5 separate regions of the Homo sapiens genome follow, and all the other regions are linked to region 1. The links are chromatin loops, found by intact Hi-C in ENCODE. Cell type or tissue: dorsolateral prefrontal cortex. All regions are shown on one strand. Links, peaks and the distances in the headings refer to the core of each region. The heading gives the core; the rest is flanking DNA. Region 1 overlaps EFR3B (EFR3 homolog B). Region 2 overlaps LOC105374329 (a long non-coding RNA gene). Region 3 overlaps EFR3B (EFR3 homolog B). Region 4 has its middle 7.4 kb from the start of LINC01381. Region 5 overlaps ADCY3 (adenylate cyclase 3).

The links. Hi-C counts contacts between places; a loop is a spot of excess contacts. Peaks named below come from ENCODE experiments on the same cell type or tissue, not always from the same donor. Only the 100,000 strongest peaks of a DNase experiment are listed, where the experiment ranks them.
Region 2: a loop joins it to region 1, with 5 times the contacts of the local background. A loop is called at or near these places in 34 of 110 quality-filtered maps.
Region 3: a loop joins it to region 1, with 2.7 times the contacts of the local background. A loop is called at or near these places in 12 of 110 quality-filtered maps.
Region 4: it touches region 1 in a loop (4-fold over the local background); 26 of 110 quality-filtered maps call a loop at or near these places.
Region 5: a loop joins it to region 1, with 2.1 times the contacts of the local background. A loop is called at or near these places in 26 of 110 quality-filtered maps.

The regions. Positions count from the first base shown.
Region 1 is chr2:25,126,967-25,130,966 of GRCh38, reverse strand. It overlaps EFR3B (EFR3 homolog B), which reads right to left. Exons shown (of 23, transcript NM_014971.2): 6 at 2,635-2,784; 7 at 858-992; 8 at 337-415. Among named protein-coding and RNA genes, the nearest start is that of POMC, 40 kb to the left of the region's middle. In dorsolateral prefrontal cortex, for the core only: a CTCF peak has its summit at 1,521 (motif pointing right); DNase peaks (open chromatin) are centred at 627, 1,556, 2,056, 2,405 and 1 weaker place; H3K4me3 peaks cover 608 bases; H3K27ac peaks cover 2,833 bases.
Region 2 is chr2:24,406,970-24,413,405 of GRCh38, reverse strand. The region is part of intron 2 of LOC105374329 (a long non-coding RNA gene); the gene reads right to left. Among named protein-coding and RNA genes, the nearest start is that of ITSN2, 50 kb to the right of the region's middle. In dorsolateral prefrontal cortex, for the core only: CTCF peaks have their summits at 3,081 and 3,286 (motif pointing left); a DNase peak (open chromatin) is centred at 3,290.
Region 3 is chr2:25,062,292-25,066,291 of GRCh38, reverse strand. The region is part of intron 1 of EFR3B (EFR3 homolog B); the gene reads right to left. Among named protein-coding and RNA genes, the nearest start is that of EFR3B, 22 kb to the right of the region's middle. In dorsolateral prefrontal cortex, for the core only: a CTCF peak has its summit at 3,720; DNase peaks (open chromatin) are centred at 2,111 and 3,661; H3K4me3 peaks cover 1,591 bases; H3K27ac peaks cover 3,855 bases.
Region 4 is chr2:25,193,676-25,200,111 of GRCh38, reverse strand. No RefSeq gene overlaps it. Among named protein-coding and RNA genes, the nearest start is that of LINC01381, 7.4 kb to the left of the region's middle. In dorsolateral prefrontal cortex, for the core only: a CTCF peak has its summit at 3,491 (motif pointing right); a DNase peak (open chromatin) is centred at 3,501.
Region 5 is chr2:24,827,034-24,833,469 of GRCh38, reverse strand. ADCY3 (adenylate cyclase 3) reads left to right here. Exons shown (of 22, transcript NM_004036.5): 12 at 1,721-1,808; 13 at 2,645-2,761; 14 at 5,309-5,568; 15 at 5,862-5,924. LOC105377626 (a long non-coding RNA gene) reads left to right here. Exons shown (of 2, transcript XR_939842.3): 2 at 1,110-1,390. Among named protein-coding and RNA genes, the nearest start is that of CENPO, 37 kb to the right of the region's middle. RefSeq lists a silencer at 1-270. In dorsolateral prefrontal cortex, for the core only: a CTCF peak has its summit at 2,902 (motif pointing left); a DNase peak (open chromatin) is centred at 1,269; H3K4me3 peaks cover 381 bases; H3K27ac peaks cover 2,777 bases.

The DNA of each region.
Region 1 (4,000 bases), core at 1-4,000:
TAAGGATGGGATGGAAAGTCAGTGTTTAGTAAACAATTTGTCAATGCTGTAGCAGCCAAGGGTGTGATCTGTAGGCTTGCATTTTGCATGAGTTTTTTATTTAATTTTTCTAGAAATTATTTGTTTTAATTGTATTTTATAAAAGTATTGGTCTGTGATGTACTGGAAATAAAATCAGCCGGCCCTTCTCCACAGCTAGCTTAAGCAGCACTGGTTTCGGCAACTGGGGGCTTCGGAGGAGTCACAGGGGACTTCTGGCTTTCTATTTTAGCACCCGTCTAGCTTCTAGAGAGGCCTTTGTCCTGGGATCCGGCTGGCCCAGGGGAGCCACCATACCTGAATTGAGTACATGATGATTTTAAAGCAACGGATGGCAAACACCTTGGGTTCCCAAAGAGAATGGTTATCCAGATGGCTGTGAGGGAGAAAACGTGGGGGAACAACTATGAAACTCCCGGCAGTGTTAGGGAGAAGAGATTAGCTTGGAGGCAGAGGGACACCTTCTCAGAGCCCCTCGCACAGTTCCCGGGTGAGGAAGTGAAGCCTGAAGGGCCTTGGGGTAGTCCCAGTCCAGTGCTGGAGAGAGGCCAAGGACAGCGCTCTGCAGTTGTGGATGTGTGTGGTGAAGCTGGGCACCTTTGCTTAGCGTTGGGTGCCTTCCTACTGGCAGCAGTTGGCCACCCTGTGGCAGCTTTTGCTGTCACAGTGCAGGGAACACAGGCACAGGGAAGGGATCGACTCGGCTGCGGCACCACAACTGTAATATCCCCTTCCCCCCAGCCAGCCAGGAGATGCCAGGGACCTGAAACACATCCAGGCTGAAGGCTGGGGCCAAGGCAGTGGGTGGGGGCACTCACATGAGAACAGGCTTGATGGCGTTTTTGATGTTGCCAAAGGCAGCCCGGCCCAGCAGCTCCCGAAGACACCTCTCAGCCAGCTCCGCGGGGCTCTCTTTCTCCTTCTCAGGTGCTTGGAGGGGTGAGGGAGACCGGCTGGGGAGACAGAGGCACATGGGTAGAGGGTGGCATGCAGGCTGGGGTCAGGCTCTGTACAATCCCGGCTTTCCGTGTTTCATCCACACAAGACAAGCAGGAATTTGACATGGGTTGCACTAGGCAATAGGGGAGGCGTCACAGCTGTCAGAAATTAAATGGGGGTAAAGAAGCCCCCACTGGGGGAAGTGGGGGAAGACCGGAGAAGAAAAGATAAAGTTCTTTTTCTGGAAATCCTTAAAGATTTCCAGATGTACCACTGTGGGAAGGATGCTCTGAGCCCCATGGGCCAGGTGAGGTGTAGAACATGTGTGTCTTGATGCACCTAAGACTTCAGAAGGAAAAGGAGATGGGAGATGAAGATAGGAAAGGGAGGCAAAAAACAAAACAGAAGTGGAAGAAAGGAGAGGAAAGAGAGGGAGGGAAAAGGAAAGGCACAGTGGTTGGCTCAGGCAAGAGTCAATGATACTCAAGTCACAGGGAGTGGGCCCACATCTGGACAGAACAGGAGCCGGAGGACTCCCAGCCCAGAGACCACAGCAGCTTGTCAGTGAGATGCTATTCCAGAAACAGCCACCAGATGGCATACGAACCCCACCCCACCCCACGCCCCACCCCACGCCCCGCCCCCGCCCCCGCCCCCGCCCCCGCCCCCGTCGACCCGAGTCTAGCTCTAGTAGCCTGGGATCAACCGACCTAACTAGCCTAGTGCACAGATAGCCCAGGTGGGACAGCAACGTGGGCCTTTCTCCCCATTCCATTTCACCGAGGGGAAAAATGAGGGTGCAGGGACAGGAATGAATCCCATGCTTAGGGGATCCAGGATTAAAACCCAGTATCTGCAAGCTCTTACTGAGTGGCTGCGGGCTGGTCAAGCATGCACGTTTTCAGGGCCTGAAATAGCATCAGGAAGCAACAGAGGAAGGAAGGTCCAGATGGAAAGTCCGCAGTGATCGGAGCCATGAAAGGCATCTTTTTTTTTTTTTTTTTTTTTTTTTTTTTTTTTTTTTTTTTGAGACGGAGTCTCGCTCCGTCGCCCAGGCTGTAAGTGCAGCGGCGCGATCTCGGCTCACTGCAAGTTCTGCCTCCCGGGCTCCCGTTCTCCTGCCTCAGCCTCCCGAGTAGCTGGGACTACAGGCGCCCGCCACCACGCTCAGCTAATTTTTTTGCATTTTTTTTTAGTAGAGACGCGGTTTCATCGTGTTAGCCAGGATGGTCTCGATCTCCTGACCTCGTGATCTGCCCGCCTCAGCCTCCCAAAGTGCTGGGATTACAGGCGTGAGCCACCGCGCCCGGCCCACAAAAGGCATCTTAAAGCCTCCTTGGCCCTGCTTCCAGGGAGACAAAGGTAACCAGACTCTTGGTTCTGTGTGTTATTACCAACAGATTTACCCACCAGGGAGCCCAGCACCAACACTGTCCTCCTTCGGTAACGCACATGTTAAGGGACACTGTGGGCTGGCACAAAGTCAGACCCATGGCTTCTAGGGAGCCAGCTTTGGACTCACTGCAGAACAAGCCACAAAGCCATGTCCCTGGCCTTGTAGCTGAGTTTTACTGACCAACCCAAACCATGTGGTTCCCAAGCAGCCCTTGGAGGGTTGATTATATCTACTGTCCTGCCCCATCCCGGCCTGCTTACCTCTCTGCCTCCTCTACATGCTGTAGATTGAAAAGCAGTGATGGAACGATCTTATCCATGTGCTGTGGGTCCCAGATATTGGCCTGCAGTTCATCATTCACCGTCTTCCTCACCACCCCTTGCAGGCCTTTGATGCCTGACATTCGAATTCTGTAAGGAAAAGGGTGAAGTGGGACTCGGAAGTCCTCTAGCCCTGAGAAGTCCAGCTTCGGTGGCTAAGAGAAGAGCACAGCTTAGGAGTCAGGGATACATTTGTCCATCAGAAGGCAGAATGGAGACCAGCTGCTACTCTCATGAGACCTCCTGGTGCTGGCAGACATGAGCCCAGGAAGCCATGTCTTTTTAATCATCTTGGAGACTCCCAGGCTGCCCTTGCCCTGGTACCATCTGGGCTCCAGCCCTAGGGTGCTGGATGCTCCAGCTCCCCATCTTTAGTACTTAGCTGGGGTTGTTCCAGCTTGGGCCCAAGATGTAAGAGCTCAAAACGCTGCCAAGAACTGATGAAGCAGAATCCGAGGCTGTGAGCAACTTGCGGGGGCAGGGGGAGGCGGATCCAGAGGGAGAGGCACAGAGCTGCAGGCTCTCTGGGCACAAAGGGGTGTCGGCTTGGAGCTAGGGTTAACCAGAGGGGAAACTGAGTAACAGCACAGCAGGAGCCCCTTTTGTACACCCCCAGTCCCTGCTATGTGAACCCAGGGTCAGCACAGCTCTGTGGGAGGGAGCCCTCTTTACTAGCCATTTATTTCAGACTGAAGTTTCTTTCTTTCTTTTTTATAAAACCTTTTTTCTGGTTATAAAATAATACATACTAATCATAGAAAAGTATAGAGAAGAGAAGATTTACCACTACCACCACCACTACCACTGTTATCTTTGTTATCAAACATAACTGTTATTGGCATTTTGATGTAATTCCTTTCTTCTGTGCATAATATATAACAGAATTAAGAACCTATTGCATATTTTATTTGTATTGGCTTTTTTCACATACATTCTATGCATTTTCCTATGTCATTAACTCTTCATAAACATGTTGAATGGTTGCCTGATAGACTATCATAAGACCTTTCTAAACTAGTGACTATTAGTCATTTAAGTTGTTTCCAAATGTTTTGCTTTTTTTTTTTTTTTTTTTTTTTTTGAGGTGGAGTCTGGCTCTGTCGCCCAGGCTGGAGTGCAATGGTGCGATCTTGGCTTACTGCAACCTCTGCCTCCCGGGTTCAAGCAATTCTTCTGCCTTGGCCTCCTGAGTAGCTGGGATTACAGGCATGTGCCACTATGCCCGGCTAATTTTTGTATTTTTAGTAGAGACAGGGTTTCACCGTGTTGGTCAGGCTGGTCTTGAACTCCTGACCTCATGATCTAC
Region 2 (6,436 bases), core at 988-4,987, 720 kb after region 1:
GAGGATATACAAACACATATACCCTTGGCCCAAAAACTTTACGTCTAGACATTTACTGCAAAAATATATTTACCCAAGTGCAGAATGACATATGTACAAGATTGTTTATTGTAGCATTGTTTTCAAGAGCCAAAGATACAAAGCAACTGAAATGTCCATCAACAGACATTAATGAAATCATGCTATTATGAAATTGTGGGATACTCAGACGCTACCAAAAAGAATGAAGAAGCTCTTTATGTACTACATGCAAGTACATCCAAGATATCTTCAGTGAAAAGAGCAAGGCTCAGAAGGTCCATACACCAGTGTTGAGGCAAAGGGGGAATATAATACATTGTTTGCTTAAATATGCATAAAGTCACTCTGGGAGGCTACATCAAAAGCATGAAATGGATTAGCTCTGGGGAAGAGAATTGGGCACCTGGGAAACAGGAGCGGGAAGGAAAGTTTTCACAAACATTTATTTGTACCCTTTGAGCTTTCAGCCATGCGAACAAATTTCCTATTAAAAATAAAACATGGCCAGGCATGGTGGCTCCCATCTGTAATCCTGGTACTTTGGAGACCAAAGTGGGAGGATTACTTGAGGCCAAGAGTTCAAGACCAGCCTGGGCAACATAGGAAGACCCTGCCTCTACAAAATCTAAAAAAAAAAAAAAAAATTAGGCCAGGCCCAGTGGCTCATGCCTATAATCCCAACACTGTGGGAGGCTGAGGCGGGCGATCATTTGAGGTCAGGAGTTCGAGACCAGCCTAACCAACATGATGAAAACTCATCTCTACTAAAAATACAAAAAAATTAGCTGGACGTGGTGGTGTATGCCTGTAATCCCAGCAACTCGGGAGGCTGAGACAGGAGAATCACTTGAACCCAGGAGGCGGAGGTTGCAGTGAGCCAAGATTGTGCCACTGCACTCCAGCCTGGGCGACAGAGCGAGAGACTCTGTCTCAAAAACAAAAACAAAAAAATTAGCTGACTGTATGGCACACACCTGCAGTCCCAGCTACTTGAGAGATTGAGGCAGGAGGATTGTTTGAGCATAGGAGTTAGAGCAATGAGCTACAATTGTGCTACTGCACTCCAGCCTGTGTGACAGAATGAGATCCTGTCTCTTGAATAAGTAAATAAATAAATAAAACAGACCACCAGGTTTCCCTGATGTAGTACCACTGTGATACAAGACACAGGTGTTCACTTACGATAATAATCTTTCTTTAGCATAATCAACGTACTATTTACCACCATAAAGAAGCAGAGTTTGACTTACAGTTTCAATTGTGCATGAAAATAAATGACCTGTTTAAGGGGATAAACAGATGTATAAACTGATTGGCCACCTGTGTTACAATGGCATCATCATGGCCAGTCACAAAAGATTTCTCACCCTTTGACAAGAATGTGGACCCCTGGGGTGGAGTGTGGCAAAGGTCACTGTGGAGAAGGCCAGAGGCACTGACTTAGGAACAAAGCCTTTCTGAAATGGACAATGTCTTCACAGTGTCCTCCAATTCCAGGCACAAATGGCCCTCAGCCAAGCCCAGAGATTGCAGTCACACAGCCAGGTCAATCTATCGTGCCCGTCTTAGTCCATTTTGTGCTGCTATAAGGGAATACCAGCGACTAGGCAACTTATAAAGAAAAGAAATTTATTCTTCACAGTTCTGAAGGCTAGGAAGTCCAATATCAAGGTGTCAGCATCTTGCAAGGGCCTTCTTGCTGAGTCATCCCATGACAGAAGGTGAGAGGGAAAGAGAAAGATGCTTAAACAAAGCAGCAAATTTACTTGATTATGTAACTGAAAAGTCTGGAAATAGGGCTTGCTGCTATCTTGGCTTAAAGGTTGAAATGTATCACGAGGGTCTGCTTCTCTCTCTCTCTCCCTCTCTCTCTCTCACCTCTGTTCTCAGACTGGCTCCCACTGAAGATGTCAAGATGGCTGCAGCAACTTTGGGCCTCACATTCCCTCAGGTAAAAATCTAGCAGGACAGAGAAAGAATCTTTCCCTCAGAAGTCCCCAGAAAAATGACTGATGAATGGAAGCCTCATTCATAGCCAATGAGAAGAAATGATACTTTTGCTGGAAATGCAAGCTTTGGATTGATTTAGATCAGAAGCTCTGTGCCTGAGCTAAGGGTGAAGCCCCGGCCAAAGCAGCCCCACTTGGGAGGCAGAGGCATGGATTGCCACAAAAGGGTGGCTGCCTGGTGGGCAGTAGAGAGAACAGCTGTCAGTAAACAGCTGTAGCCTAAGATAATTGGCGTGCAACAGATATCCAGTAGGAATGAGGATCTGCCAAGAACAAGAAGTACACTGAAAGAAAGAGGATAGAATATAGATGTTTATACCTATCACTTGACATTAGTGTTTCAAATTAAAGAAGTCAATATTTCTAAACTTGATATACAATTTCAAAAAGAAAGAATAATTAATGTTTCTGGACGATATGCAATTTCAAAAAGAAAGAATAATTGCTTTATTCTTTGAAATTAAAAAAACTTCATAAAATTAGCTGTAAAAAGAAAACTTTATCTTGGGAATTACTGCAGATATGATTACTCTCATCTAAAAGCATGAAGAAATAAAAGACAGTGATGGGAATCAGCTACTGACAGTTCTAGATGGAATGTCTAATTTGAAAATGATTTCTTCTTTTCCATGTAAGGCTCTTCCATAATATGTAAATTGGAGGTGATTCGTACAACTCACGTCGTGGTAAAATAATAGCTAGAGTAAGAAGTTTGGGTTAGAAGTAGAATTACTTTTAAAAATAGTTCTACTGTCAGTTTCTATACTCATCAAACTTTTAATGGCAAGACATTTAGTACAAGAATTCTTCTAAATCACTGCAGAGAATTAATAATTACCACAAGAAGAAAAACAGTTTCTGAAGAGGTGACGTCCTGCCCTTAGACAAAGGGTCTGGTGGATTTAGCATATAATCTCTCCTGAGTGTCTCTGGCAGGCACTATTGGCAGCCTACTCAATGGCTATACTTCACTTCTTTCTCACCTAAAAAAATCAAGTACATAAATAAAAGCCCTATTCTGACCAGGCAACCATGTGCCCAGCTTTAGGTTCTAAGTAAATCGTGGTTCTCTAACTTTTCTTTTGTCAGTCTAGCGATGGACATGTAATTAAATTCTGACAGAAGAAGTCTCCTGGGGGGCCCAGTTTAAATTCTTGCTTAGGGGGACTTGAGAAAGCCCTTTTGCTCCAGCCTCCTTCCTGCCTTCTTAAATGTGGCCCTCTGAGGATATAATGTTTAGAGCAGCTGCTCCATCTTGTGGTCAGAAGAGGAAAGCCATGGAAACCTCAAATTTGTGCCTAACACATCTACTCCAGGGATTCCAGACGTTTTGCTAAGTGGCATATTATGGGTCACATGGGTTGAGCCACTTTGAATTGGATATTCTGTTGATTTCAACCAAAGTCATTCCTACATGATATAGCTCCTCCTCAAATTTCCGATCTGTGGTTGCCATACTAAATACCACATATTGGCTGGGCGTGGTGGCTCACGCTGTAATCCCAGCACTTTGGGAGGCTGAAACAGGCGGATCACTTGAGGTCAGGAGCTCGAGACCAGCCTGGCCAACATGGTGAAACCCCATCTCTACGAAAAATACAAAAATAGCTGAGGCAAGAGCATCACCTGAACCCGGGAGATGGAGGTTGCCGTGAGCCGAGATTGTGCCACTGCACTCCAGCCTGGGCGACAGAGTTTCAAAAGACAGAGTATATAAAAATACCACATACTAATTTTGGAGGTTATATATTTGCCTTGCAAAGGCTAAAATAAAGGACCAACTTTCAAAAAACCATCCTTAAAGAACAACTATTTCTTAAACTATCCTATTCGTTTAAATTTGGGCTAGCGGTTTTTTTTTAAACAAAAATATCAAGCCAGATTCTTTTAATCATTTCCTTCAGAAAGCCGTTAAATAAATGTATTAGTAAGATAACATCCTCGCACAGCTGACACCTGTCCTCCTGCTTCAACTATGACAATCTGTGAAATCTGAGGAGGAAAGTGTTGAGCTCATGATAAAGAAGAGCTTTCACTGGAAGCCATGCAAAGACACAACAGGCTGCTCCTGAGGGCAGAGGGAGGCCTCACCATGAGAGGCATCTAGGCATGAACAGCCCGAAAGGACTTTGTGAAGGAAGCTTAAATAACACATAAAATCCAACCAGGTCATCTTTAAGCTTCTCCTCAACTCTGAAGTTCAAGGATTGCATGTTCTTGTATCTCAATTCTTCAAACTGGAAAACAAACATCTTTTGTGCTTAATTCTGCAACTCTGTTTTTTAGGGGTTTTTTTTTGGTTTCTTTTGTTTGTTTTTTTGGGGGGGAGGGGGACTGAATCTCGCTCTGTCACCCAGGCTGGAGTGCTGTGGCGCGATCTTGGCTCACTGCAACCTCTGCCTCCTAGGTTCCAGCGATTCTCCTGTCTCAGCCTCATGAGTGGCTGGGATTACAGGCGTGCCCCACCACACCCAGCTAATTTTTGTTTGTTTGTTTAGTAGAGACGGAGTTTCACCATATCGGCCAGGCTAGTCTTGAACTCCTGACCTCAAGTGATCTGCCTGCCTCGGGCTCCCAAAGTGCTGGGATTACAGGCATGAGCCACTGTGCCCAGCCTGCAAAACTGTTTTTAATGCCATCTACTCTCCTTGAACATTTGATATATACACATTTTTTTTGCCTTCTAACTCAGGGGTACCTAACCCCCAGGCCATGGACCAGTAAGTGGCATATTATGGATCATATGGGTTGAGCCACTTTTAGTTGGATATTCTGTTGCTTTCAACCAAAGTCATTCCTACATGATGTAGCTCCTCCTCAAATTTCTGATCTGTGGTTGCCATATGAAATACCACATGCTAACTTTGGAGGCTATATATTTGCCTGACAAAGCCTAAAACAAAGGACCAACTTTCAAAAATCCAACCTTGAAGATGGATTTGCCATCTCTGCCTCCTGTCAGATCAGTGGTGGCATTAGATTCTCATAGGAGCACAAACCCTTATTGTGATCTGCACAAGCAAGGGATCTAGGTTGCGCTCCTTATGGGAATCTAACGCCTGACGATCTGAGGTGTAACAGTTTCATCCGGAAACTACCCCCACCCTCCCATCCCCATTCCGTGGAAAAACTGTCTTCCACAAACTGGACTCAGGTGCCAAAAAGGTTCCGGACCGGCCGGGCGTGGTGGCTCATGCCTGTAATCCCAGCACTTTGGGAGGCCGAGGCGGGCGGATCGCGAGGTCAGAAAATTGAGACGATCCTGGCTAACATGGTGAAACCCTGTCTCTACTAAAAATACAAAAAAATTAGCTGGGTGTGGTGGCAGATGCCTGTAGCCCCAGCTACTCAGGAGGCTGAGGCAGGAGAATGGCGTGAACCCAGGAGGCGGAGCTTGCAGTCAGCCCGAGCCGAGACAGTGCCACTGCACTCCAGCCTGGGCAACACAGCGAGACTCCGTCTCAAAAAAAAAAAAAAAAAAAAAAAAAAAAAGTTCAGGACTGCTGTTCTAATTGCCTACTCCCCATCTTTAATATCATGTAACCCAAATTCTATACCCCACCTTTGTACTAAAAGCATTCTTACTTTACCAATGACTTTGAAGATTCAAGCCAACTCAACACATTTTTCATCATCTTTATCCTCCTTGAACTCTCTGCTACATCTAAGCCTGTTTTCCAACTTCTGCTTGAAACTCTCTCCTTCCTTCAGTGACATTCTAGACACTTGAGTTTGTGTTTTGTTTTGATTGTTTTTCTTAGTCTTTATCAAGATACAACCGAAGCTGGATGCAGTGGCTTATGCCTGTAATCCCAGCACTTTGGGGGGGCTGAAGTAGGAAGATCCCTGGAGCCCAAGAGTTTGAGACTAGCCTAGGCAACACAGCGAGACTCCATCTCTACAAGTTTGTTTGTTTTTTTTTAAGTAGCTGGGCCTGGTGGTGCACACCTATGGTCCCAGCTTCCTGGGAGGCTGAGGTGGGAGCATCGCTTGAGCCCATGAGGTCGAGGCAGCATGTGAGCCATGATCACACCACTGCACTCTAGCCTGGGCTACAGAGTGAGACCCGTCTCAAAAACAAAAAATTAATTAAATTAAAATAAAAGGTATAACTGAATCATCTGGGGAACATTTAAAAATTACACACATCTGGCTGGGCATGGTGGCTCATGCCTGTAATCCTAGCACTTTGGGAGGCTGAGGTGGGAGGATCACCTGAGGTCAGGAGTCCGAGACCAGCCTGACCAACATGGTAAAACCCCATCACTATTAAAAATACAAAAACTGGCCAGGCACAGTGGCCTGTAACCCCAACACTTTGGGAGGCCGAGGCGGGTGGATCACGAGGTCAGGAGTTTGAGACCAGCCTGACCAACATGCTGAAACCCCGTCTCTACTAAAAACAA
Region 3 (4,000 bases), core at 1-4,000, 65 kb after region 1:
GGAATCTACTTCCAGTGGATAAATGGATGGAGCAAGCCCTGACCCTCCCAGGAGGCCACTAAGAATGTCCCTATCCTGGAAGAAGAGCAAGACAAGGCCCTGAACTATAAGTGTCCAGCTGGAAGTGTGACAAACTTGGGGATGTCACACTGGGCTAGTGTGTGACGTGGGGAGGTGGGGGGATATCTGGTCTCCAGCCCGCAGTGAAGTGCTAAGGAGTTATGAAAGGAAGTCAGAAGGAAAGCAGAGGCTTCTGACTAGCATCCACCTGCCCCATAGCCAAGTGGTGACATGTGTGATCAGAGTAGAGGACCAGAGATGAGGTGGGTGGAACACAGGCTACATCTGCTGCTCTCCCTCCCTTCATGCGGGAGGGGTTTCCAAGGAGACATTCAGAGGCAGGAGACAGCAGAGGGTGTCAGGAAGAGCCTCCCAGCACCTGCCCATTCACACTGGGTGAGTGTGTGACACGGGTGGGCTGGGAACAGCCCAGAGCAGAGGCCATCATCACAAAAGGAGACAAGGACCCCAGGGGCACTGAGTCCTGGCAGCTTAGGGGAGGTGAATTTCCAGAAGAAAAATGGCTGAGAGAGGAAGAAGCAGTGAGAACTGAGAAGCAGGTGAAGGCACAGGGCCCAGCCCTCAGGCCTGCACTGGTGACCTTCCCAAGAGGTTGTCAGTGGGGAGGTGACACTGGAATTTCAAATAGTGTGAAGTGAATAATGACTATGAAAGGGGGAAAGGTGCAATCTCAGCTTCAATGACTGCTGGCTCAAGAGCATTGTAAAATATTATATAATCAGCTGAGCATGGTGACTGACACCTGTAATCTCAGCACTTTGGGAGGCCAAGGTGGGAGGATCGCTTGAGCACAGGAGTTTGAGATCATCCTGGGCAACGCAGTGAGAACTCATCTGAACCAAAAAAAAAAAAAAAAAAAAAAAATAGCTGGGTGTGGTGATGCGCACCTGTAGTCCCAGCTGCTCGGGAGGCTGAAGAGGGAGGATCACTTGAGCCAGGGAGTTCGAGGCTGCAGTGAGCTATGACTGTGCCACTGAATTCCTACTGGGGTGACAGAGCGAGACCTTGTCTCAAAATAAATAAATATTATAGGAATCATTTATTTAACAACAATAACAACAGAAGCTGTTGTTGCTTTGTCTCTGAATAGATGGGGGCAGATGTGCTGCCTTGGTGTGCCCCGCCCCCCCCGCCAGGTGGGAACAATTGAGGGATGCAGGCTGCTTCTAACACCAGCAGTGCAGATCCTTGGGAACCAGTGACCCTGGGCTAGGGGTGAACTGCCAAGGTGGTCCTGACACCTGGCTTCAGTTGTGTCCTTAGAATCCAAAATGTGTTTGGTAGCTTTGATGATAAAATTACTGTTAATTTATTGTTGGTATTTTATAACTTGATTGGTATTCACTTTAAAAATGTTATTTATCAGTGTAAGTAATGTATTGGTTACATTTTTGGAAGGAAGTGCTTTGTAAGCCTTTTAAGCTCCAGGAATCCCAATAAATGGAAGCAAAGGGAAAAAAGTTAATGCTTCTGTATTCAGCTTTCTTTAATGTGATCTGGGCTCCTCGTAGGAATTCATTCATCTGAATACCTACTACTTGGCACGTCGAGGCATTCGATTTTTTTAAGTACATGTGGACTCTGGGGGTAAGAAGCATTCCAATAAATAACTCATACTCTCAAAGAGCTTGCATCATAGCGAGTAGAATCTATCACATGAAAACAATAGTGTTAGAAATCAGGATTTGGGCTTTACAACACATTCATGCTTTCCCCTTTCCCAAAATATGCCCAGTTTCCTATTGTGGTCAGCAGGCAGCCTATAAAAAGCAGGGTTACTCACCTTCAGCTTTCTAAATGAACACACAGTATCAAATATAGTAACAGAGGAAGCTTTATTTTTATGGAGCCAAACTGATTGAGATCAAGAGTAAGTGCTTTAAATATACAGACGAACTCACAGATTTAAGATGCAGATTCTGAAAAGCTAAAGATCCAAGATCAATCATTCGAACGCCCAAATATATCATCAGAGAGACTGTTGCAGCATGCACGCAGTGCCAGAACACAAGACAGGCGCCATGCCCAGAGCCTCCGAAACGTAGAGCCAGGGCCAGGGTGGTCACGGTGCCAAAGAGAAATTTCAGAAGCAACACTTTTGAAATGCAAAACAGAATCAGAAGCAAGCACCAGAATTCTGCAAAAATGCAAAACAAGTACTAGGTTGAGCCCTACTAAAAATGCCAAGTAAGCAGCAGGCCAATCAGAGCCAAGACCCACTCTTAATGCAGCAGCTCTACCGCGCATGGGCCTTCTGGGAACACCTGCACGAGGTAGGAAGTCCCTCAAGCAGATTCTGCCCATCTCAAGAAGCCAGGAGCAGATGGAGTGAGAACGCAGCTGGAAAGAGACAGCTCCTGAAAAGCTCTAAATGAGGAGTGGAGAACCCTTCCTCCAATGCAGACCCTCAGGCCCCTGGAGAGGGTGACCCTGTTACTGCCACACTGTCATCAAAAGGATCGGTTGATGGTAAAACATGTATTACAAGCTCTGTAATTAACATCAGCCTCAGCTAACATCTATGAAGCTCTCACAATCGGTTAGGAGGTTTGAATGCATTTTTACTTAATCCTCCCAACAACACTGAGGTGGGGTCTATCGTCTCCATTTTACAGATGAGGAAAATGAGGCTTAGGGCAGTTAAGTAACACTTCCAAAGTCACATTAACTGCTAAATGGGGTAGCTGGATTCAAACCCAGGGCTGTCCGACTACAGGGTCTTCACACTTAACCCCTGGCCTGCAAAGAACACACTGAGATTAATCCATTTCAGTGTGCCATTAGAAAAAATATATACCATTCCTAGCCAGAGAGTATAGGTCCTTATACAGAGATGTCACAAGCCAGCACATTATTAAGGAACAGGTGAATAATAAGGTCATTAAAGCCTCTGTGTACTTAGGAGAATGACATTACTGTGGGCTGTGAGGTCACAAAAGCCCCAAGGAGGAAATGGAAAAATCAATCCTTCGGCCAGGCACAGTGGCTCACGCCTGTAATCCCAGCACTTCGGGAGGCTGAGGCAGGCAGATCACTTGAGGTCAGGAGTTCAAAACCAGCCTGGCCAACATGGTGAAACCCCGTCTCTACTAAAAATACAAAAAAATTAGCCAGGGGTGGTGGGTGGGGCGGGTTGGGGGGCACCTATAATCCCAACTACTCGGGAGGCTGAGGCAGGAGAATCGCTTGAACATGGGAGGCGGAGGTTGCAGTGAGCCGAGGTCGCGCCACTACACGCCAGCCTGGGCGACAGAGCGAGACTTGTCTCAAAAAAAAAAAAGAAAAAGAAAAATCAATCCTTCACACCCAGCCCTGCTCAGCCATGTCTGTGATTGTGCTGAGACAGTGCCGGAGGCCTAGGAGAGTCAGGCTTTGTTTTGTCATTGAAGGTCCCCTGAGAGTCAGCAACGCCAATGGCAGTGCCCAAAAGGCAGGCCTTACACTCAGATGGCCCTGCCGTATGGGCCTCCCCCCACTGCCCTGCCGGCACCATCAGCTTCCCAGCTGCCAATGGGATGGACTTCCCGGGTCAGCTTCCTCTGCTTGCTACTCGGCACGTAAGTTGTCTAGTAGCCTGCGGCCCTGACCAGCAGTTCTCAATGAGCCCTTTCACTGGTGCTAGGCTGCTGGTAAGAGCCCTGGTGCGGGCTGGCACAGGCCCTTGACCGTCCGTCTCCTAGTATACCCACTGCCAGCACTGCAAAACAGCCCTGGGATTGTTTGCACGGATGTTTTCTTCTCTTCCAGGGTTTCCTACTGTTTTACTGCAGTATAATTAACATGCAGTAAGATGCACACATTTAAGCATTCAGTACCTTGAGTTTTGACAACTGCTTTTACACTTGTGTAACCATCACCCAAACAAGAGGTAGGACATTGCTAATCCCCTCACAAAGTCCCCCTTTCCAGTCAACCCACT
Region 4 (6,436 bases), core at 1,287-5,286, 68 kb before region 1:
CAGGTGAATCACTTGAGGTCAGGAGTTCGAGACCAGCCTGGCCAACATGATGAAACACTGTCTCTACTAAAAATACAAAAAAAAATTAGCCAGGCATGGTGGTGGGCGCCTGTAATCCCAGCTACTCAGGAGGCTGAGGCAGGAGATTCACTTGAACCCAGGTGGCGGAGGTTGCAGTGAGCCGAGATTGCACCACTGCACTCCAGCCTGGGTGACAGAGTGAAACTCCAAAACAAACAAACAAACAAAATTATGAGTGAGTGAAGTGGAGCATTTGACATATCTCTTACACGCATGAATCTTTTTCTGCTGTGTGTTCTCTTGCTTCTTCTTTCTACTGGGTTCTTTATCTGTGGTTTATTGATTTCTTTTCTTTTCTTTTCTTTTTTCTTTTCTTTTCTTAGATGGAGTCTTGCTCTGTCACCCAGGCTGGAGTGCAGTGGCACGATGATCTCGGTTCACTGCAACCTCCACCTCCTGAGTTCAAGTAATTCTCCTGCCTCAGCCTTCTGAGTAGCTGGGGTTACAGGTGCCCGCCACCATGGCTGGCTAATTTTTGTGTTCTTAGTAGAGACGGAGTTTTGCCATAGTGGCCAGGCTGGTTTCCAACTCCTGACCTCAAGTGATCCTCCTGCCTTGGCCTCCCTAAGTTCTGGGATTACAGGTGTGAGCCACCGCGCCTGGCCAGTTTATTGATTTCTTCTTCTTCTTTTTTTTTTAGATGGAGTTCCCCTCTTGTTGCCCAGGCTGGAGTGCAATGGTGGGATCTCAGCTCACTGCAACCTCTGCCTCCCGGGTTCAAGCGATTTTCCTGCCTCAGCCTCCGAAGTAGCTGGGATTACAGGCATGAGCCACGGTGCCCGGCCTGGTTTATTGATTTCTAAGCATTCTTTGTAGTTGAGGAAACTGGCACATGGACTCTCATATTGTTGCAAATGTTTCCCCCAACTAATCTTTAAGTATTTTTGTCATAAGGAGTTTTATATTTTTTAGACTCAAATTAAGAATAGAGTCATGTTTTGTTCTCATGTGCTGATGATTCCACTTGTACATTTACGTTTTTGGTCTACCTGCAATTTATTTTGATATCAAGGAGAAAGGTGTGGCTCCACATGTAATTGTTTTCTAGGTGGCCAGCCATTTCCCCAGTACTATTTACTGAATAATCCATTTTCCCGACTGGTGTCGTTTTGCCTTTATCATATTCTAAATTTCCACATATACTTGGGTCTCTTTTAGTGTCTCTGTTGTGTTCTGTTGATCTTACTGCCTGTTCTTGTACGTGTGCCAAATTGCTTTATTTCTTCCAGGTTTCTAATGTATTTTTACTATGTGGTAGGGTTACTTTTTAGAGATTTACTGGCTATCTGCACTTAATATATTTTCCAGATGAATTTTCGTGTTATTTTATGGGTCTAGTGGGAAGGCAGCATGAAACACATCATTATAAAAGTCATTTAATCATATTGTCATAAGTGCTGCAGAGGGAAAGTCCTGGGAATTGGGAAAGGAGACAGCACGGGCCCTAAGATTTGGGTTTTATGTATCTGGCAAATATATAGGTAAATTTAAAGAGGCTTAACATTTCCACAATACTGACTTTTGTTTAAAACAAAATCTGTCTTTCCATTTATTCAAGTCTTGTTTTATGTCCCTCAGTAAAGTTTACAACTTTTCTTTAGAAATGTTTTACATACTCCTTGATAAATCAATTTCTAAACAGTTTGTTCTTTGTGTTGCTCTTATGAATGGACTCTTTTCTTCCAGTTAGTGTATTTTCTAACTGGTAGTGTCGTTACAGGGGACTTTTCTAAAAGGCCAGTCGCGCTCAAAAGTGCTCTGCCCCTTCAGTGGCTTCCTGTTCCTGCAAGGATCTCCCACACTTCCCAACCGGCTGACAAAGTCCTGTGAGGTCTGGCCCGCTCCCCTTCTCCCCTTCCTCCTCTGTTCTGTGTGCTCCAGGTGCTCACACAGCGCTCTCTCACTGCCGGGCCAGATGGCTCCTCTGAACCCCTGAGTTCTTAGCATAAAGAAGACTTCCTCAGGGAAGTGGATCCGGGATTGAGCCGGGGCTCCTGTACAACAATGTGATGACAATCATTCCTGTGGTCACGTTTTCCATGCTGCCTCTCCACAGCCTGTACTCCAAGAGGGCACAGGACTCTGCCTGTCTCCTTCCTTCTTTCTCTTCCTCTCCTTCCTTCTCTTCTTCTTCTTTCCTCTTTCTTCCTTCTTCTTTCTTTTTTTTTTTTCTTTGACAGGGTCTCGCTTTGTAGCCCAGGCTGCAGGGCATTGGCGCAATCATGGTTCCCTGCAGCCTTGACCTCCTGGGCTCAAGCGATCTCCTGCCCCAGCCTCCCGAGTAGCTGGTAGCAGTCATGCACCAACATGCCTGACTAATTTTTTAAAACATTTTTGTAGAGATGGGAGTCTCACTATGTTGCCCAGGCTAGTCTCGAGTAATCCTCCTGCCTCGGCACTCCCAAAGGGCTGGGGATTACAGACATGCCCCACTGCACCTGGCCTGCCTGTCTTCCTCACTGTCTCCCCAGCTGTTGAGTAAATTCACAGTATTGGGAATGGAAGTTGCATGCCCTGTTTTCTGGCCTGGGGGCTTCCTGGCATCCTGGACTTGGGGACAGTGAAAACTCATCTGGCTGGCAGACCTCTCAGCCAGCTTCCCTCACTCCTGCCAATAAAGAGACTGAAAGCTGAAAGCTTCATTGTTTTGTTTTGTTTTGTTTTGTTTTTTTGAGATGGAGTCTTGCTCTGTTGCCCAGGCTGGAGTGCAGTGGCAAATTTTTGTATTTTTAGTAGAGATGAGGTTTCACCAGATTGGTCAGGCTGGTCTCGAACTCCTGACCTCAGGTGATCCACCCGCCTCGGCCTCCCAAAGTGCTGGGGTTACAAGCAAGCTGAAAACTTCTTCTTCTTCTTTTTTTTTTTTTTTTTTTTTGAGATGGAGTTTCGCTCTTGTTGCCCAGACTGGACTGCAATGGCACGATCTCGGCTCACTGCAACCTCTGCCTCCCAGGTTCAAGTGATTCTCCTGCCTCAGCCTCCCAGGTAGCTGGGATTACAGGTGCGTGCCACCACATCCGGCTAATTTTTGTAATTTTAGAAGAGACGGGGTTTCGCCATGTTGGCCAGGCTGGTCTCAAACTCCAGACCTCAGGTGATCCGCCTGCCTCGGCCTCCCAAAGTGCTGGGATTACAGGCGTGAGCCACCACGCCCCGCAAACCAGTGATTTTTAATTGTTTTGTTCACGGCCATTGCCTGAGACAGTAGGCGCTTGGTAAACACTTCATTGGATCAGTGAACTAGGTTTAAAATAGGCATAAGAGTGAAAGCTCCCGTGGCAGCAAGGGTATCAAGGTAACGGGATTACTTTGTATTCCTGTATTATATGTCTCCCAGGATGTCTTTAAGGGAATTAAGGAACTTGTAAAATGAAAAAAAATTCCGTTTCCCGTGATGGTACTGCACCGGGTGGCCACCAGAGGGCAGGGCTGCCCTACTGTCAGGGATTGTAACCACCAGACCGAGTCTTCTAAAGTCTTAAATAATGCAGGGCTTTAGGTACAGGTCACAGAGCCTCCCACCTGGGGACCTTCACGGTGACAAGACTCAATCCCCATTTCTCCCTCACCGAATCTCGGCTTCCTAGACTGAGGCAGAAGCATCTCTCTCTTGCTCTTGTGTGAAGAATACAGTCTGTCTCACTGGGCCCACACCTTCGTTCTTGAGTAGTGAGCCCTTCTGAGCGCTCTTTCTGGGATCAGCAGTGAATAGAAGGCAGTTCCTACCCTCTTGGAGCGTGTCCCAGGCTTGCTAACCCTTAGATTCACACAGGAAAGCTCAGGTTTGGAGAGATGCCAAACCCTGCAAAAAAGCCAAGAGCTTAACTTAGGAACCTAGATTTATTCATTGCTGTATCCACTCAGCAGGCACCTGGTACTGACTCCTATGGCTGGGGCTTGTGTGAGGGTTCATTCATTCTCCCCAAAGATGTCTGGAATGCTTGTTCTCTACGGATGCTGCTCCAGGACTAGCGGAGGCAACAGTTTCTATTCTCAGGAAGCTCACAGTGTGGTAGTGGTGGGGAATAGGCCATAAACACATAAATATATAACGTAAAGCTGGTGATAAATGCTATGAAGAAAACCAAGCAGGATAGGCACATTGAGAGTGATGAGCTGGGGTGCTATTTTGTATAAGGAGGTCTGGGAAATCTCTGATGAGGTTTCTTCTGAACAGAGACCTTAATGAGGCGAGGGAGCAAGGGGTCAGGCTGTGCAAAGGCCCAGAGGCAGGAGGGTGGGAGGGAGTGTGTGTGTGTGTGTGTGTGTGTGTGTGTGTGTGTGTGTGTGTGTGTGCATGGTGGAATGCAGACCCTGTTGAGGTGCAAGATCCTGCAGATCCTTGTAGGCCATCGTAGACTTTGCCTTTTGCTTGGGGTGATTTGCTGTGTTTTTTTTGTGTGTGTGTTTTTGACACAGAGTCTCACTCTGTTGCCCAGGCTGGAGTGCGGTGGCATGATCTCGGCTCACCGTAACCTCTGCCTGCCAGAATCAAGTGATTCTCGTGCCTCAGCCTCCTGAGTAGCTGGGACTACAGGTGCCCACCAGCACACATGACTAATTTTTGTATTTTTAGTAGAGACGGGGTTTCGCCATGTTGGCCAGGCTGTTCTCGAACTTCTGGCCTGAAGTGATCTGCCCACCTTGACCTCCCAAAGTGCTGGGATTACAGGCGTGAGCCACCATGCCTGGCTGTGGCTTGCTGTGTTGAGAATAAACTGCAGTGGTGCAAGGTAGTGGCTGGGAAACTGGCTAGGAAGCTGTTCTAATCAGCAAGAGGTGATGGTGATGGTGGTGGCTTTCACCTGGGACACTCCGTAAATGCTTGCTAAATTGAACTGAGCTGTTTTGGTCAATGCTTGCTTAAAATCATGACCTCTTGGCCCCTTGCAGAGAATGGAGAAACCACCATAGGAACAAAACTTCAAAAAAGAAACTGTCCTGATTTTGGTAGTTGGTGTTAAAAGGAAGTTTCACTCCTATTTTCAAGCAGGAACCATGGAGTTCTAAAGTGGAAAGGATCCTGGCCAGAAATGCTGTACGGACCTTCAGTTTGACAGACGAACTGTCTGAAGGTTGGCGAGGTGACTCACCTGGGGTCACACAGCAGCATCGTGGCCACCTGGGATTCTGGAATGAAGACTCTTTCCCTGCAATTGTGTTTCTCTTGCTGCTTTGTTAATTCAGCAAACATTTCCCAGGCCCTCGGAGCAGTCTGCTCTGTTCCCACGGTACGAATCCCTTGTCTTCTTGGGTTCTGCTGAAGTCTCTCAGTTACTCTGGCCACATGCTGTGCCCATCAGCTGATCAGCTCTGCCAGGTCATGCCTGGCAATCCACACCTTGCCTTGTTTTCCCGGGATGCTGAGCTGGCTCTGGTCCTCTCTCCACGTGGCAGGCATCTTGGCCCTCTCACTCACAATCCAGAACAGTTGCAATGTGGATGAGTGAAAATTTGCAGGATCTATCCAAAGTGCCCTTGCCCTTTGACCCAGGAGTTCCACCTCTAGGATTGATCCTATTAGCAATGCATGAAGGTTCATGCACAAGGAGCACTGTTCAGTGCAACATGTTTTGGAACAGCCTTGCCTGTAGAAACTCCTGCAGCCTGTGGCGCATGCTCTTTTTTTTTTTTTTTTTTTTTTTTGAGATAGTGTCTCGCTCTGTCGCCCAGGCTGCCAGGCTGGAGTACAGTGGTACAATCTCGGCTCACTGCAACCTCTGCCTCCTGGGCTGAAGTGATTCTCCTGCCTCAGCCTCCCGAATAGCTGGGATTACAGGCGCATGTCACCACACCCAGCTACTTTTTGTTTTTTTAGTAGGGATGGGGTTTCACGGTGTTGGTCAGGCTGGTCTCGAACTCCTGACCTCAGGTGATCCACCGCCTCAGCCTCCCAAAGTGCTGGGATTACAGGCGTGAGCCCCCATGCCCAGCCCTCCACACTCTCCTGATTTCTTGTCTCTTCCTGGCTCCTCCTCTGTCACCACACTCTAAATGTGAGTGTCTCCCTGGGCACTAGGCTTTCCCAGTTCTCACCTTATGCTGCTGTCATGGTGTGACTCTCCACTCCCTTGGTTTTAAGCCACCTCCGCGCTGACTCTCCCATGGTCAAGTCTCCAGGCCTGATCTGTCAATGGTCCAGCTTCTCACAGCCAGTTGCCTTTTTTTTTTTTTTCTGAGATACAAATCACTTACCATAAAATTCATCATTTTAAAGTGCATAATTCAGGGCTGGGCATGGTGGCTCATGCCTGTAATCCCAGCACTTTGGGAGGCCAAGGTGGGTGGATCAGCTGAAGTCAGGAGTTCGAAACCAGCCTGGCCAACATGGTGAAACCCTGTCTCTACTAAAAAT
Region 5 (6,436 bases), core at 1,177-5,176, 300 kb after region 1:
TGGGATGGTCAGAGCAGGACTTGCTGGCAGGATAATATTTCAGTAACGCCTGGAAGCGGGTGAGGGGCGAGCCTTCTCCTATCTGGGGGACACCTGCTTCGGATAGAGGTGCTGAGGCTGGAGTGGCCTGGCCCCTGGAGGCACAGTGAGGAGGCATCGCATTGGGAACGGGCCACAGGAAGAGTAGCAGGAGTCCAGCACAGACGTGGGGCCTCCTACACGCCACTGCAGGGTGCCAGCTTCCACTCTTAACACAGGAGGCCGCCAGAACAAGGGAGCAGAGGAGTCCCCTGTTGTGACATATGCCTGGAGAGGCTCACTCCTGCTGAGAACAGCGCTTAGTGAGCACAGCGGGAGCAGTGAGACCAAATAGCGGCCCAGACAAGCCACTGTGGTGGCCAGGCCAGGCCGAGGATAGAGGAGGATCAGTGGTTGGATTCCGTCGATAGATGCTGAATGTATTTTGGAGACAGAGCTGACAGGATTTGCTGGCAGATTGGTTGTGGGGCGTGAGTGTGGAGTTGAGGATGTCTCCTGGGCTTCTGATCTGAGCAACTGGCAGGACGGGGGTGCCGTTAACCAAGATGGGGACAAGGTGGAAAGATGAGAGTGGAGAGGCAAAGATCAGGAGTTTGCTTTGGGACACGTGAAGTTTGCAGTGCCCACAAGCCAAGGAGGCCAGCATCCATGATCTGGAGTTTGGAGGGCGGGTGGGGTTGGAGACGTGAACCTGGCATCACCAGCATGCAGGCTGTGCTGCAACACGAGACTTGCTGAGCTCAAGGCAGCGTGTCCAGATGCAGAGACAGAAAAGGACTCAAGAAACCAAGCGAGAAAAGTGTCTCAAGGAGGGGTGAGAGGTGACTGAAAATGGGACATGGATTTAGCTACCAGGAGGCTTCTGGGGCTCTTGGCAAGGACACCTTCCAGGGAGGGGTTAAACGGGAATGGGTGTGAGCAGAGGGTATAGAGAACAGGTTTCCGGGAGTTGTCAGGTTAAGGTGGATGTGTTGAGTGTGTCCACTGTGAAGCTGGGGGTGGCTGTCACAGGCAGACTCTTAGCCCCCGGCAGCGAGGGAGTGATGCTGCTCCGTGCTCTGTCCTTTCAGCACAGCGACATGGCAGGGGTGCATTCCTAAGATCCCTGCCCAAGTTTATCCTGGGCTGTGCCCAGGCCACCTGTGAGTTGTTCCCTCTCTGGGAAATGTCCCAGGCAGCAGCTGCAGCTGGAGAGTGGCCCGCTCCCAGGCCGGCACTCAGCTGGCGGCCCGTCTCATCAGGGCCTTTGTCCTGTTCTGCACGGCAGGCAGCAGCAATTCCCTGGCACCGCGTGGAGCTGTACAGGCTCGTGCTGTGCTGAGAGGCCTCCCCGTCCCCTGCCCCCGGCCCCTGTCCCCTGCCCCCTGCCCCCTTCCCCCGGTCCTTGTCTGCTGGCCCCTGCCCCCGGTCCCTGTCTGCTGGCCCCTGCCCCCGGCCCCTGCCCCCAGTCCCTGTCCGCTGCCCCCTGGCCCCTGCCCCTGTCTGCTGTCCCCTGGCCACTGTCCGCTGTCCCCTGGCCCCTGTCCGCTGTCCCCTGCCCCCTGGCCCCTGTCCACTGTCCCCTGCCCCCTGTCCGCTGTCCCCTGGCCCCTGCCCCCATCCCCGTCCCTTCCTCTCCTAGCCCCTCACCCCATCTCACTGTCCCCTCTGGCCTCTCCCAATTGTCTTCTCTCTGTCACAGGCTAATGACAAACTATGTGACCTTCATGGTGGGGGAGATTCTGCTCCTCATCCTGACCATCTGCTCCCTGGCTGCCATCTTTCCCCGGGTAAGAGGCACTTTTCTACTGAGCTCAGAAGCCTCTGGAAGTGAGTGGCACTCCCTGTAAAACTGGGCAGTGATGGAGTTATTCTTTCTGTCAAATCTGACAGGCAGACACTCCTCTGTTAGGACGGTCCAGGCACTTGCCCATCCATTCATTCACCATCAGCAGAGCACTCCCTCTGGCTGGGCCACCAGGCTGTGGCAGGCTGTGGTGGGCCACGGCTGGGCCGTGGTGGGCCTTGTTGGGCCGTGGCGCTGCAGCACGTATGAGTACGGCAGAGTCTGGGTAAACAAGAACCTGGGTAGAGAGGAAGTGGAGGGCCGGCTGGAAGGTGGGTTGGCCCCGATGGTGAAGGCCCTTAGAAGCCAGACTAAAGGGATTAAAACTTTCTCCTGTAAGGCACTGAGGTACCAAGCAGAGTTTTTTTTTTTTTTAATCAGAATGACAAAGGTAAAGCAGTGTTTAGGAACATAAATCTGACAGGTGGCTCGCCAGGTCACTTGGAGCCAGGATAGGCAGGAGTAGCTGGCCAGAGACGAGCAGCCCTGAAAACTGTTCCTGCCCTGGCCTCACCTCGTCACCACGTCTGCTGTGGAAAGGGCTGCGACCTGGAGGCTGTGCTGTTGAACAGGCACATCGAGGAGGTCCAACACAGCGTCAGAACTCCCACGCCCTCTTCTCAGCTCTGCCCCTTGGTCAGCTGTCAGGTGACTCCCAGGCAGAGTCCGTTTTGAGGCTCCTGGGACTGGAATACGGGACCAGCCTGAGTTGCTGTCAGTCACGTCGCAGGAGAAAGGACTGGCAAAGGCTCATGGCCCTTGAAATTCTGTTCCTTCTAGGCCTTTCCTAAGAAGCTTGTGGCCTTCTCAACTTGGATTGACCGGACCCGCTGGGCCAGGAACACCTGGGCCATGCTCGCCATCTTCATCCTGGTGATGGCAAATGTCGTGGACATGGTGAGCTCCTGCTGTCCTTGTTGAAGGGACGCCCCTGTTCTCAGTGGAGAAGGGCTTCTGTTTGGGTCACACAAGCAGTTTCTCAGTCCATCCCTCCACCGTCATGTAGCTTTGGAGTGGCTCTTAGGTTCCCAAACACATCATCCCCACCTAGTGGAAGGAGTCTTGTCCCTGTCATCCAGGGAGCCTCTGGGATGGACTTGTTTCCTTGAAGCTCCTCTCCCAGAGTCCGAGAGCACAGTTCCATGTGCCCAGGCCTGTGCTAGGTACCTTATGTATGTTGATTCATTTAATCTGTGAAAAAGTCCTGAGCAGTTGTACCAGTATCTGCAGTTTCATAGGGAGAAACTAACTCTCAAAAAGGGTAATTGGTTGGGCGCGGTAGCTCACGCCTGTAATCCCAGCACTTTGGGAGGCCAAGGTGGGCGGATCACGAGGTCAGGAGTTCGAAACCAGCCTGGCCAACATGGTGAAACCCCATCTGTACTAAAAATACAAAAATTAGCCAGGCATGGTGGTGCACACCTGTAATCCCAGCTACTTGGGAGGCTGAAGCAGGAGAATCGCTTGAACCCAGGAGGCGGAGGTTGCAGTGAGCCGAGATTGAGCCGCTGCACTCCAGCCTAGGCGACAGCAAGACTCCGTCTCAAAAAAAAAAAAAAAAGGTAATTCACTTGCTCTAGGTCACACAGCCAGGAAGTGACAGAGTCCAGAATGGAGGCAGTTCTAAGTCCCAGTCCTGTGTATTCTTCCTCCCTGAGGGGGCAGCCAAATGCTTTCTTGGGGAAAAGGGACAGGAGTTGGGAGCCCAGATCTATTGGTTTAGAACCACTGGGCACGTATTGAGCACTACATGCCTGGAGCTGTCATCAGTGTTCTCTTGTCAGTTGTCACGGCCTCCTCTAATTGTGGTAGTACCATATACACTATCTTCCTTTTTTTTCAAATATAATGTTATTGTTGTACTTTAACAATTGGAGCACACGGTGCCGGGCGCAGTGGCTCACGCCTGTAATCCCAGCACTTTGGGAGGCCAAGGCGGGCGGATCACGAGGTCAGGAGATCGAAATCATCCTGGCTAACACAGTTGAAACCCCGTCTCTACTAAAAATACAAAAAAATTAGCCGGGCGTGGTGGCAGGCGCCTGTAGTCCCAGCTACTCAGGAGGCTGAGGCAGGAGAATGGCGTGAACCCGGGAGGTGGAGCTTGCAGTGAGCCGAGATTGTGCACTGCACTCCAGCCTGGCAACAGAGTGAGACTTTGTCTCAAAAAAAAAAAAAAAAAAAAAAAAAAAATTGGAGCACACAAATACAACCAACATGGAGACTTATTCTGCCAGTGGTATAAGTGAAAAAGCTCCAGGGCTGCAGCTAATCAGAAGTCCAGTGGGGGGCCGGGCGCGGTGGCTCACACTTGTAATTCCAGCACTTTGGGAGGCTGAGGCAGGCAGATCACTTGAGGTCAGGAGTTTGAGACCAGCCTGGCCAAGATGGTGAAACCCCGTCTCTACTAAAAATACAAAAATTAGCCAGCCACAATGGCACGAGCCTGTAATTCCAGCTACTTGGGCAGCTGAGGCAGGAGAATCGCTTGAACCTGGGAGGTGGAGGTTGCAGTGAGCCAAGAATGCACCACTGCACGCCAGTCTGGGCGACAGAGCGAGACTCCATCTCAAAAAAAAAAAAGAAAAAAAAGAATAAGTCTACTGGGAATGAGGAGTTAGGGGCTCCAGAGCCTACCTTGGCCAGGGGTTGCTGGTGCCCACTACCCAGGGAAGAGAAGCCCCAGGCCCCCTGCATGTCACAACATGCCTGGAACCTGGCACCCAGGTGTGGAGGTCACCACTGCATGGGGTCCTGGACACTGTACAGGACACCTGGAGATGCTGTCACTCATGGAGGGGTAAAAAGCTAGGGAGGTGTAACAACTGCTCATGCTAGAATGACATGGCGGGAATCGCGCAAGCAAGACAAGGTTGCCCTGTGGGTGAAAGTTACAAAAAGGGGGGGTTGATTCCGGTTCTGGATGCGCTTTCTCCCGGCCGCATCTGCCCAGTAGCAGAACCAGTAAAGAATCCAGAAGGCAGTGAACATCCCCCCAATGGAAGGATTTGGGCAGAGACTAGCTGTCATCACGGGGAGGCTGTGAGTGGGGCTCATGGTCCCGTGGCCCCTCCTGAAGCAACAGTGTGATATGGGGAAGAACATGTTGGATTTGAAGCCTAAAGACTTGGCTCCTACTTTTGGCTTTTCTGCTTGCTAATTGTGTTTGGGCAAATCTGGCCCGAGTTTTCTGTACAATAGGGACAGTACTAAAAATACTCGAGAGAGTTTTTGTGAATGTCAAATGAGGCAACGGCGAGGCTCTTAGCTGCAGTTACTAACTTTCATATGATTAGTCCCTGGTAAATTTCCCCATCTTTCCCGGTATTTCTGGGGGAGCCGCGGGAGGTGGCAGCTGAGCGTGCACTACCATGCACAGCCCTCTGTGACCAGCACCTGCTGTTCTCTTGAACGTGTGTCCCTGCCCGCCGTCCTGGCCTCCAGCTCAGCTGTCTCCAGTACTACACGGGACCCAGCAATGCAACGGCAGGGATGGAAACGGAGGGCAGCTGCCTGGAGAACCCCAAGTATTACAACTATGTGGCCGTGCTGTCCCTCATCGCCACCATCATGCTGGTGCAGGTCAGCCACATGGTGAAGCTCACGCTCATGCTGCTCGTCGCAGGCGCCGTGGCCACCATCAACCTCTATGCCTGGCGTCCCGTCTTTGATGAATACGACCACAAGCGTTTTCGGGAGCACGAGTAAGATGAAGCGTGACTGGGGATCTGTATTGTCTCCTTCCTCCCGCCCGCAAAGTCCTCAGTTCAAGCTCATGGGCCTGTGCTGAGGTGGCTTTCTGCCACTAGGGGTCCTCAAAGGCTTGTTCAAGAACCAGTTCCTGGCTGCTCACAGACGTATCACTGTTTGGCTAGGACCTGAGAATAGATTCTTCCCATTCTCCCCGAGTGGAGGACTTGGGATACCCCGGTGCCTGGCTGGGCATCAGGCTCTTGTTCCCAGATGGGGCCTGACTGTGCTGTTATCTGTCCAACAGCTTACCTATGGTGGCCTTAGAGCAGATGCAAGGATTCAACCCTGGGCTCAATGGCACTGACAGGTAAGGGCCACGGCTTCCCCTCCTGGCCTGCACTCACAGCCCTTCTTCTAGAGACAGGAATATAACAGGCCCAAGCCCCGGGATCTCACCCTCCCGGGAGGCACGTGACCTGATACGTGCAGGTTAGAGAAGCTGGCATGGGTTCCTCCAGGAGGGCTGCAGCAGTGCAGTGAGGAGGGAAGGAAATACCAGGTGGATGGCAGCTGCATGTAACTGGCTGGCAGGACAGACAGGCAGCAGGAAAATGAGGAGGGAGGAAGACGCTTTGGATTTGGACCTGGCTTCTGAGCCTGCAGCAGGCAGTAATTCTCTGTGGGTCACAGGCAGGTCCGTTTCCATGAGTTGCAATTTCATCTCTTGAGGAGGATACTGAACCAGAAGTTCTCTAAGGTCCCTGCCAGTGCCAAGGTTTTAAAATTTTATGATTCCATGACTTGAACAGACCTTCAAGGAAGTTTAGAAATAAAAAGATGACCTAATAGAAGAGGGGTAAAACCTGCATAGCCCTTAGC